Linked DNA regions of Homo sapiens: region 2 is linked to region 1. A link is a contact called in ENCODE Hi-C or POLR2A ChIA-PET data. All regions are on one chromosome and are shown on one strand. Each heading gives the region's core, a stretch centred on a gene start or an enhancer-like site at or near the end of the contact. The rest is flanking DNA. Distances are from core to core; before and after follow the strand shown. Region 1 holds the start of BUD13 (BUD13 spliceosome associated protein). Region 2 holds the start of ARCN1 (archain 1 coat protein complex I subunit delta).

Evidence for each region. Hi-C counts contacts between places; a loop is a spot of excess contacts on that map. ChIA-PET counts read pairs that join two places held with the same protein, here RNA polymerase II (POLR2A). Pooled maps may share reads with other maps.
Region 2: a loop to region 1 is called in a map of IMR-90, with 24 times the contacts of the local background. The contact joins the promoter of ARCN1 here to the promoter of BUD13 in region 1. A Hi-C loop is called at or near these places in 1 of 168 maps with a recorded cell type or tissue (IMR-90) and 6 of 50 pooled maps. POLR2A ChIA-PET finds 5 or more read pairs at or near these places in 1 of 52 experiments (AG04450).

Annotation. Positions count from the first base shown.
Region 1 is chr11:116,768,992-116,774,271 of GRCh38, forward strand. It overlaps BUD13 (BUD13 spliceosome associated protein), which reads right to left and starts at 3,996. Exons shown (of 10, transcript NM_032725.4): 1 at 3,831-3,996; 2 at 1,138-1,231. The coding sequence starts at 3,973. It overlaps ZPR1 (ZPR1 zinc finger), which reads right to left. Exons shown (of 14, transcript NM_003904.5): 14 at 4,808-5,280. It overlaps BUD13-DT (BUD13 divergent transcript), which reads left to right and starts at 4,480. Exons shown (of 2, transcript NR_186226.1): 1 at 4,480-4,520; 2 at 4,919-5,214. RefSeq lists a silencer at 4,135-4,334 and an enhancer at 4,455-4,544.
Region 2 is chr11:118,570,521-118,575,493 of GRCh38, forward strand. It overlaps ARCN1 (archain 1 coat protein complex I subunit delta), which reads left to right and starts at 1,889. Exons shown (of 10, transcript NM_001655.5): 1 at 1,889-2,030. The coding sequence starts at 2,028. It also overlaps a transcript of IFT46 not described here. RefSeq lists enhancers at 1,551-1,680, 2,191-2,270.

The sequences.
Region 1 (5,280 bases), core at 2,746-5,245:
GCAACACGGTGAGACTCCGTCTCAAAAAAAAAAAAAAAAAAAGAATTTTGCTGGGAATTAATATTAAATACTCACTGGAATCCATCTTTACCAACTTTAGTGGAATTCAGCCTATCTACAGCTCTCCTTTCCACTTTGTTTCTCAGAAATTCTCAGCAATGGTTTCATGAACCACTGGGAGGTCATTTGCCTATGATTTTGTCCACCTGGCTCTTACTTACCCTTCAAAACTCAGTATTTACATCTTTCAGGATATCTCCCAACAGAATACAAAGTATGCTACCTCCCCGGGCTCTAATGGTACTTGGTACGTATGTGAAACATCCCCAACATTTACCATACTGTTGAAATTTATCTGAAATTCAGTTTTTCATTCTAGGGTATAATCTCTAAAATACAGCTATGTTCTATTAATCTACATATCTCCAGTACTTAGGCAAGAATATACAATTTGAAAGCTTAGTTAAAGCACTGAAAAAAGGAGCAAATAAAAAGTTCCCTATAACTGAACCTCAGCATTGTTTTTAAGAAAGATTCCAACAAAATGAACCACAGCTAAGTCTCATCATTACTCTAACACTGATGTCGAGAAGTCCTCTCTCTGTGATCCATCTCATTTCTAGGCTGATGGACCCTCCATAAAGAGACAAGTTGGTGTATAGGCATCAGCAAAGAAAACTATTTTAAACAGCTCTTTGGAAACTGTCACCTCTTTTCTGTTCTCAACTAACCCCCCTACAAATCTACCCTAAGCTGGAAAAATAAATTTGAGAAGCTTGGCCTGGCACAATGGCTCACGCCTGTAATCCCAGCACTTTGGGAGGCCAAGGTGGGTGGATCACCTGAGGTCATGAGTTCAAGACCAGCCTGGCCAACATGGTGAAACCCCATTTCTACAAAAATTAAAAAAAAAAAATTAGCCAGGCATGATGGCGGGTGCCTGTAATCCCAGCTACTCAGGAGGCTGAGGCAGGAGAATCATCTGAACCCGGGAGGCGGAGGTTGCAGTGAGCCAAGATCATGCCATTGCACTCCAGCTTGGGTGACAGAGCGAGACTCCGTCTCAAAAAAAAAAAAAAAAAGGAAATTGAGAAGCTTGCTTCATTTCAAAATCCTGACAGCCCCAAAGATACATACCACAGGCAAATCTCCATCATCTTCCTCTTCCTCCTTTTCTAGTTTGGTTGTGGAGATAGCTGTCCAGCTCACATCATCATCCACAATCCGCATTCTAAATGAGAATAAGAAGATCAAAAAGAGTCATTCTAGGATACCAGCATAAAAACATTTATCTATTGGTTTTAAAATAAAGTTCAAAATCCTACAGGATCCTGCATGGTCCAGTCTTTGTCTACAAGGTCAACTTCATCTCCTACTGCTACTTCCTTGGTTGAACACCTCCCTGGTCATCCTTTGGTGCTTAGAAAGGAGCCAAGTTCCTATCACATCAGTTTTCACATATGCAGTTCCTTCCCTCTGCCTGATCTACTCTTTTCAATCTTTTTCTTTTTTTTTTTTTTTGAGACGGAGTCTCGCTCTGTTGCCCAGGCTGGAGTGCAGTGGCACGATCTCAGCTCACTGCAAGCTCTGCCTCCCGGGTTCACACCATTCTCCTGCCTCAGCCTCCTGAGTAGCTGGGACTACAGGCGACCACTGCCACGCCTGGCTAATTTTTTGTATTTTTAGTAGAGACGGGGTTTCACCGTGTTAGTCAGGATGGTCTCGATCTCCTGACCTCGTGATCCGCCCGCCTTGGCCTCCCAAAGTGCTGGGATTATAGGCGTGAGCCACCGCGCCCGGCCCTAGTCTTTTTCTTTTTTGAGACAGGGTCTCACACTGCTGCCCAGGCTGGAGTGCAGGGACACCATCATGGCTCCCTGCAGCCTTGACTTCCCGGGGTTAAGTTATTCTCCCTACTCAGTCTCCCAAGTAGCTGGGACTACAGGCATGTGCCACTGTGCCTGACTACTTTTTTGTATTTTTTGTAGAAACAGGGTTTCACCATGTTGCCCAGACTGGTCTCAAACTCCTAGATGCAAGCAATCCACCCGCCTTGGCCTCCCAAAGTGCTAGGAAACTCTTTCTCATTCCAGGAAACTCTTCCTCATTCTTCAGGTCCTAACACAAATTTAACTTCCTTTGGCAAACTTTTCTTGACTGCTTCACCCAATTCCCTCACCATCCCACACTCACTCAAGACTAAGAACCCTTGTTAAAAACTCTTGGAATACTTTCATTGCATTTATCATAAAGAAAATATATCGATTAGTTGTGTAATTAGTTGCTTAAAGCCTGTATTCCCATTAATCTATAAGCTCCACAAGAACAGGGACTATGTTTTTTTTGTTCACAGAGGCATCCTCAACACCCTACAGTAACTGGAATACGAAATATTCAATAAATGTTTGTTACGTGGATAAACTATATAGCTGAGCCCAAATAATAACAATGACTGCCATGATGTGAAGTTATTCAAAAAGCCAGGGTCACTTAATGCAATCCCTCTAATCACAACCACCACTTAATAAAACCATTATTATTATTATTCTCATTTTAAAGATAAGGAAACTGCAGCTCAGTGAGATGAAACACCTTGCCCAAGGGTACACAGCCTATAAAGTGGCACAGCTAGGATTCGAACTCTGACCAGTGCTGCTCCAACACTCAAGCTACTTTCATCACATGGCACTGCCTCCAAAGGATCCACACAAGTCAGCGAGGCAGAAAGACGAAGACAATAATAAGGCAAGCACCAAACCAGAAAAGAACTTGGACTAGTTCTTTAGAACAATGTGACTTCACTGGGTATCTCAGTGCCTTAGGGTTACTGTAACAAAGTACCACAAATTGCGTGGCATAAAACAACAGAAACTCTCTCGCAGTTCTGGAAGCTAGCAATCTGAAATCCAGGTGTCTGCAAGGCCATCCTCCCTGGAAAGTCTCTAGCAGAGAATCTTTCCTTGCCTCTCCCAGCTTCTGGTAGCCCCAAGCATACCTTGGCTTTTGGCAACATAAATCCAATCCAATCTCAGCCTTCATCTAGACATGGTCGTTTTTCCTTTGTTGCTGTGTCTGTATCCATACTTCCCTCTTTTTAAAAGGCAAACAGTCATCTTGGATTTGGCACCCACCTTAATCAAGTATGACCTCATCTTAACTGATTACATCTCCAAAGACCCTATTTCTAAATGTCACATTCTGTGGTTCTGGGTGGAAAACGATTTGGTAGGGCCCACTACACTGGGCCACAAAGTTGTCCCATATGAAAATAATACCCACTTCATGGTAGTGTGGTGAGGCTTAAATAAACTTATATATGTTTAAATTTCTTATAATGGTGCCTGGCAAGAAAAGTATAACTATATAAATGTTAGCTTCTCACGTTAGGACTATTACTAAGAGTAACAGGAGGTGATCAAAGGTCTCTGATTCAGAACCAAGTCCTTGGGATCTGGGAATCCCCACAGGCAGGTACCGGGCCCTAAAGATCCAAGCACAGAGGCTTTGAATCCGCTCCATTATTCTCGAGGCACAATATTCATTCTCTATGGGAGAGGACGGAAGTCTACCAAGGCGGGAAAAGAGTAATCAAAGTTACACCCCGGCTTTAACGCACTGACGCTACTGCTCAGAGGCTCGAGATGTAAGCGGGGCGGCAGAGGCAAGGCGGGGGGCCTCAAGCGATGTGAGTGGGGCCCTGAGCATGAGCAGGGGTCGGCGGAGAAGCCGAGAGACCCGCCAAGAGGGAAGGAACTGCCGGGCGGCCGAGGGCGGAGTTGGGAAGGGGTGGCTAGACGTCGCAGGCCCCGCCCCGGCCGGTACCAACTCACCCCTTGCCGCCGGCCCCGCCAGGCTTCGGCCGCTTTTTGCGACGCTTGCGACCGGACTCAGATCCCCGGTCGACGCCGGCATCTGCCCCGGACAAGTAACGCTTCAGATACTCGGCCTTGGAAAGCGGCGGAGCTGCCGCCATGGCAGCGGCGGGGGCAGAGAGACGGGTCGGCGCTGGGGACAAAATGCCTCAACGCGTAACGGACGCCAGCCACCCGACAGGGCGGGGCCACGGCCGGAAGTGGCGGAGAGTGCTAAGAATCGCGCGGCTGGCAGGTGCGGCCACCGGGACGCGCTCGCAGGCTAGCCAGGGACGTGCGCACCTTCGGGGCGCTCCACAGCCCTGGGACGACGCCACCAGGTTTCTTCTCTTCATTCACTCACCCACCCACCCACCCATCCATCCAACCGCAGCAAGCGCTGTTCTATGAGGCCACAACCTGACCCAAAGGACCCCGCCCCCATCGGCCGCCTAAACTCCAGAGCACGAGCAAGAAAGTGGAGGGCCACGGGCTGCAGCGTAGCCGAGTTTGAATACTGGTTCCATAGCTGGCTAGCTGTACGACCTCGGGCAAGTTATCACAAAACAGGGAGAATCCCGGCACCTAACTCGGAACGGTCACAGGCTGAGATGATATTACTGTGTGAAGTGCGCAGAGCGGTGTTGGGCACATGGTCATCGGAACTATGTTCGTTATTTTTATAAGTATCTTTAAGTGGGGGGAATCTGCTCCACTAGGCTTCCAGGTACCTACCGTCCAAGAAAGGAAGCCAGGAAGTGCAAACCAACATAATTACTATGAAAAACGTAGTTTCTAAGACCTGTGTAACTCTTCTAGTGTTCTATTACAAGTAGCCCCCAGTTATCTCTTGAAGGAAACTGTAAAACAATCTTGCCAATGAGAAGGACGGACCTGGATCATTTTTTAGCATAGTAAAAGAGAGAAACCAGAGAGAATGAATTCTAACACTCAAGTTTTGGGGGGAAAGAAAAGACTTTATTCTTTGCAGGGGGTTTAGAGCTTTACCTGAATTATCTCATTTAACCCTCACAATTCTCAAATCGTTTCATTATCATATTTTACAGATAAGAACTGAAGCGTGGCAAGATTAAGGAAGTTGCTCAACTTCACATAGTCAGAACATGACTCTAGGGAGTAGAGGCTAGCGAAGTGGGGTGCAAGAGGTCATCCAAATTTCTTGAAATACCAGATCTTTTTACCTCATCATATATGTTAGATTGTCAGTTTTATCGTTTTCTTCCCAGCTTTATTATTTGACAAAAAATTATATATATTCAAGGTGTACAATGTGATGACTGGATATAATTATACATTGTGTAATGATTACCAAAATCAAATTAAGTAAAACATCCTTCACTAATTTATGTAGTAGTTCGGTGGGGGGGCACTTAAGCAAATTTGTCTTAGCAAACTTCAAGTAAACAAT
Region 2 (4,973 bases), core at 639-3,138, 1.8 Mb after region 1:
AGTTGCTATTATACTTAATTGTGGACATACAGGTTTAATATGGATGAGTGCTGTTCGGTTGAGCTAAGGATGTAGGATAAAATGATTTAAGGAAGAACTACTGAATCAGCTATACTCTGAAAAATCTGAAATTTGGCATACAAGAAATAACATGAGAATCACAAGAACAGATTTTGAGTCTTGGTTCCATCATATACTGGTTTAGAAACTTTGGGTAAGTCACTTAAACTTTTCACCATTTTCTTCATATACAAAATGGACATGAGCACAACTGCCCTGCTTCCAGTGCATGTTTTTTTAAAGATATAATTTACAAATCATAAAAATTCACCTTTTAAAATTATACAATTTAGTGGTTTTTAGTATATTTGCCTCTATCTAGTTCCAGAACTATTTTTTTTTTAAGAGTCTAAGTCTCACAATTTGCACAGGCTGACCTTTAACCCCTGGTCTCAAGCCATCCTCCCAACTCAGCCTCCCAAGTAGCTGGGACTCTAGGATCATGCCACCATGCCTGGCTTAATTCCAGAATGTTTTAATTATTCCAGAAATAAATCTTACACTAATTAACTGTCACTCTCTATTCCTACCCTTCCTGAGCCCCTGGAAATCACTAAGCTAGTTTCTGTCTCTGTGGATTTTCTTCTATTCTGGATCTTTCGTATTAATGGAATCATATATGAGTGCCCCATTGTATCCGTCTTTTTTCACATAATATTCTCAAGGTTCATCCATATTGTAGCATGTCAGTACTTTATTCCTTTTTGTGACTAAATAATATTCCATTGCATATATATGCCACATCTATTGATGAATGGATTTGTTTGGATTGTCTCCACTTTTTGGCTACTATGAATAATGCTGCTATGAACATTAGAGTACACATTTTTGTGTTGACATATATTCAGTTCTCCTGGGTATGTACCTATGAGTGGAATTGCTCAGTCATGTGGTAATTTTGTTTAACTTTTTGAGGAACTGCCAAACTCTTTTCCAACGTGGCTGCACTATTTTACATTCATCCTCACCAACAATTATTATGATAGCCATCCTAGTGAGTGTGAAATGACGTCTCACCACGGGTCTGATTTCCATTTCCCTAAGGATATTCAACATTTCTTAATGTGCATATTAGCCATTTATATATCTTCTTTGGACACATATCTATTCAAATCTTTTGCTCATTTTAATTTTGTGTTTTCTACTCCCTCCATTTTGCAGATGAAGCCCATTTTTAGACAGGAATACTGTATTTGTCTTTTTATTGCTGAGTTATAAGAGTTCTTAGGCCAGGCGCGGTGGCTGACGCCTGTAATCCCAACATTGGGAGGCTGAGGCGGGCGGATCACTTGGGGTCAGAAGTTTGAGGCTAGCCTGGCCGACATGGTGAAACCCCGTCTCAACTAAAAATACAAAAAACAGCCGAGCGTGGTGTGGCGCGTGCCTGTAATCCCAGCTACTCCGGAGGCTGAGGCAGAAGAATCGCTTGAACCTGGGAAGTGGAGGTTGCAGTGAGCCGAGATCACGCCATTGCACTCCAGCCTGGGCGACAGAGTGAGACTCCATCTCAAAAAAAAAAAAAAAAAGTTCTTTATATATTCCGGATACTGGTCTTTTAGGCACACAGGTTATCCTGTATATTAAATAATAGTGGCTGTGCCAGCGGCTTGTTAAACTGTAAGATGTGACGCAAAATAAATGAAGGCGATGACAGTGAAAGGGGAGAGATACGAGGTTCCACAGCTGGAGGGTGAACGCCCCCTACACCTCCTGGGCTTAATCGTAACCGGAGCGGGGTACCCTCAATTTCCCCAGCCCACAGGCCCCGCCCCCCCCCCCGCCCTTTGACCTGCGCCGCTTCCGGTTGAAGACGTGGCTTGGGGCCGCCATCTTGGCAAGAGGCGAAGCGGCAGCGGTTCCTGTCAAGGGGGCAGCAGGTCCAGAGCTGCTGGTGCTCCCGTTCCCCAGACCCTACCCCTATCCCCAGTGGAGCCGGAGTGCGGGCGCGCCCCACCACCGCCCTCACCATGGTAAGATCCGAGCCAGGACCCGAACTCCTGGGGTCCGAGCCTCACCGTCTCTCCTTGTCGGCGGGCCTGGGGCAGGGGCCGGAGGAGCCCCGCCCTGAGGGTCTAGGGCAGAGTGCTTTTGCTCCGGGCTCGGGGAGCAGTGTGGCCTCCTGTGCCCGGTCTCCTGGAGATCCGATGGAGCTGACTCCAGTCCATCTGTCGTCGTGCCCGCTTCCGCACCACCCCCCAACCAGCTGGACTCCCTCGTTTGCTGGGACCTGCCCCTGAGACGGCCCGGCGTTTTTGCTCTGCGAGAACTTCGTGGTGGTGGTGCGGGTCCCAGGCTGCGGACCTCGGAACTGATGCTGTCCCGCCGGTTCCCTGGCGCTTAGGCTCAGCAGGCTGGGCCTGTCTCCGGAGGTTCTGGTCCTTCTGTTAATCAGAGCTTGTCTCCCACCCCCGGTGTTTGCTAGGCCGTTGATAACTCGAAATGCAAATCCACTGGTGTCCAGAAATTTTTCTTTTTGTTCAGAAGGGGGAAATGGAGACACAGAGCGGAAAGGAGTAACTTCTAACACTAATGTATAGGACCCAAGTGTCTCTGAAACCTTCCACTACTTCCGCAGAACTCACTTGTGTCCATTTGTTAGTGTGACTCGGGGTACATACACTGTGTAGACCACTGGGAAAATGTGAGCAGGTTCCAGAGAACACAGGGTTTGCCTTCAAGGAACTTATTGTCCAGGTGAAGAAAAATGTGTATGTGGCATGTCGTAGTCAGATGTCTCACAGGAGGTGGAGTAAGAGGGATGGGTTAGCCTCCGAGACCAGTTACTTGCCTTCCCATGCGTTATCTTTGTATACTCATCTGTTACAAGGATGAGAAAGGTTAATGTGGTTGAGGATGGAGGAAATCAGAACTGCTGACATCACTCAATCTTCCTTTATCGCTGTGATTTGTGGATATTCATGAAGTAGTAGACATTCTTTGGTTTCAAAAAAGCTAGTAATTTATTTTTCAGTGCACCTTATGTCCTTTAGTCTTTTGAAGGATGTTCTGTTCTGTTCTTTTTTATTCTTTTGTCAATAGATAACTTGATTTAAAACATCGTCCAGTGTACCTGAGAGATGGCAGAATGTAATTTGGTGGCAATCCTAATAAGTTCTATTGACAACCCTTTAGATAAGAACTTGGATAATGGGGGGAATTCATGCTTGGACTTTAGGCCACTGAACAGCTTTTCTCAGCCTCAGGTATATAAATTGCATCAAACAGGTTTGCCTCCTAAAATTTTTGTGTTGGACACAAAATTTCCAGAAACTTGTATTTTCAGTTTCTCCAGGAGGTTCTGTATTTGGTTAGTGATTTTGAAACTCAGTTCCCGTTTACACCCTGGAATTAATAATGCATTTTAGAGCATATTTTTATTTTAATAGTAAAGTTAAGGTCTTGTATTATATAAACCAGATAAAGGTAATCTTTCTAAAAATATTCTTTGTTAAAAGGTTCTTGGAACTTAGTATTTTTAATTCATTGATAACTGAGGGATGGTAAAGCCCTACGTGATATATATAAAATATAACTTTTGCATGCTATTTTGACATGTGTACGTATACATAGAGTTGTGTCACATATTTCTGAATTATTTGGGACTTAACATGATCCAGATACCCACAGATTTGTGTACTCTGGAGAACAATTTATCTCAGTACATTCTGCTCTGTAGAGTGTTAAGACATTGGTATGATTTCTGTGTAATGTTTTTGGGTCCTGCTCCTTTACAAACAGATCCCTGGACAGTAGAAATGTCCAGATAGGGTGAAATTTTTATCTAAAAGTTGTATCAAAATTTCCAGCGTTTATTTTAGCTCAACATTTCATTATGAAATTTTCCAACATCTGGAAAAGTTGAAAGAACTTTGTAGTGAATACCCATATAACCACCAACTAGATTCTATAACTAACATTTCACTATATTTTATCATGCATCTAATCATCCATCCATCCCTCTCTCCATTAAAAAAAAATATACATTTCAAAGTAAGTTGCAGATATCAGTACGTAAACATTGATTTTTTAAAAAATAAATTCCCTTTGGCTTTAGTTATTGAAGTGCAGAATGTCCTAGACTGCAAAGTTCCAATAGATAAATAAGTGAACAAATGCAGAAACAAATGCTTTCTCATGACTTCATCATAAAATAAAGTACAAAGAAAGGCATCTTTTGATTTTTTTTTTTTAAAGAGACAGGGTCTCACTATGTTGCCCAGGCTGGAGGGCAGTAGCTATTCACAGGCGCTATCATAGTGCACTGCGGCCTAGAACTCCTAGCCTCAAGCAATCCTCCCGCCTCCATATCCCAAGTAGCTGGGACTGTAGGCATGCGGGCCTTGATTTGATCTTTTTTTTGTATTCTGCAAATTAATGAGAACATGTTCTGACTTTTTTTCTTGTTTGTTTGGTTTTCGAGACGGATTCTCGCTCTGTCTCCAGGCTGGAGTGCAGTGGCACAATCTCAGCTCACTGCAACTTCTGCCTCCCGGGTTCAAGCTATCCTCCTGCCTCAGCCTCCTGAGTAGCTGGGACTGCAGGCGCCTGCCACCACGCCCAACTACTTTTTTGTATTTTTAGTAGATACGGGGTTTCACCATGTTAGCCAGGATAGTCTCGATCTCCTCACCTCGTGATCTGCCCGCCTCGGCCTCCCAAAGTGCTGGGATTATAGGTGTGAGCCATGGCGCCCGGCCCCTGTATTATTTATGTATCTTTTTAATTGTGTTTTGAGGGACAGCAAAGAAAGAAAATGATTCTCTTGAGTTTCCATTGATTTGCCATCTATTTATGTCTTCATATAGAAGTTCACTGCAGAAACTGATAACGGGTGTGTGTGTGTGTGTGTGTGTGTGTTTTAATTCTCTGCAAGCTTTTGTTTTAGAATAGAAATGTGATGGACTTAAAACCCT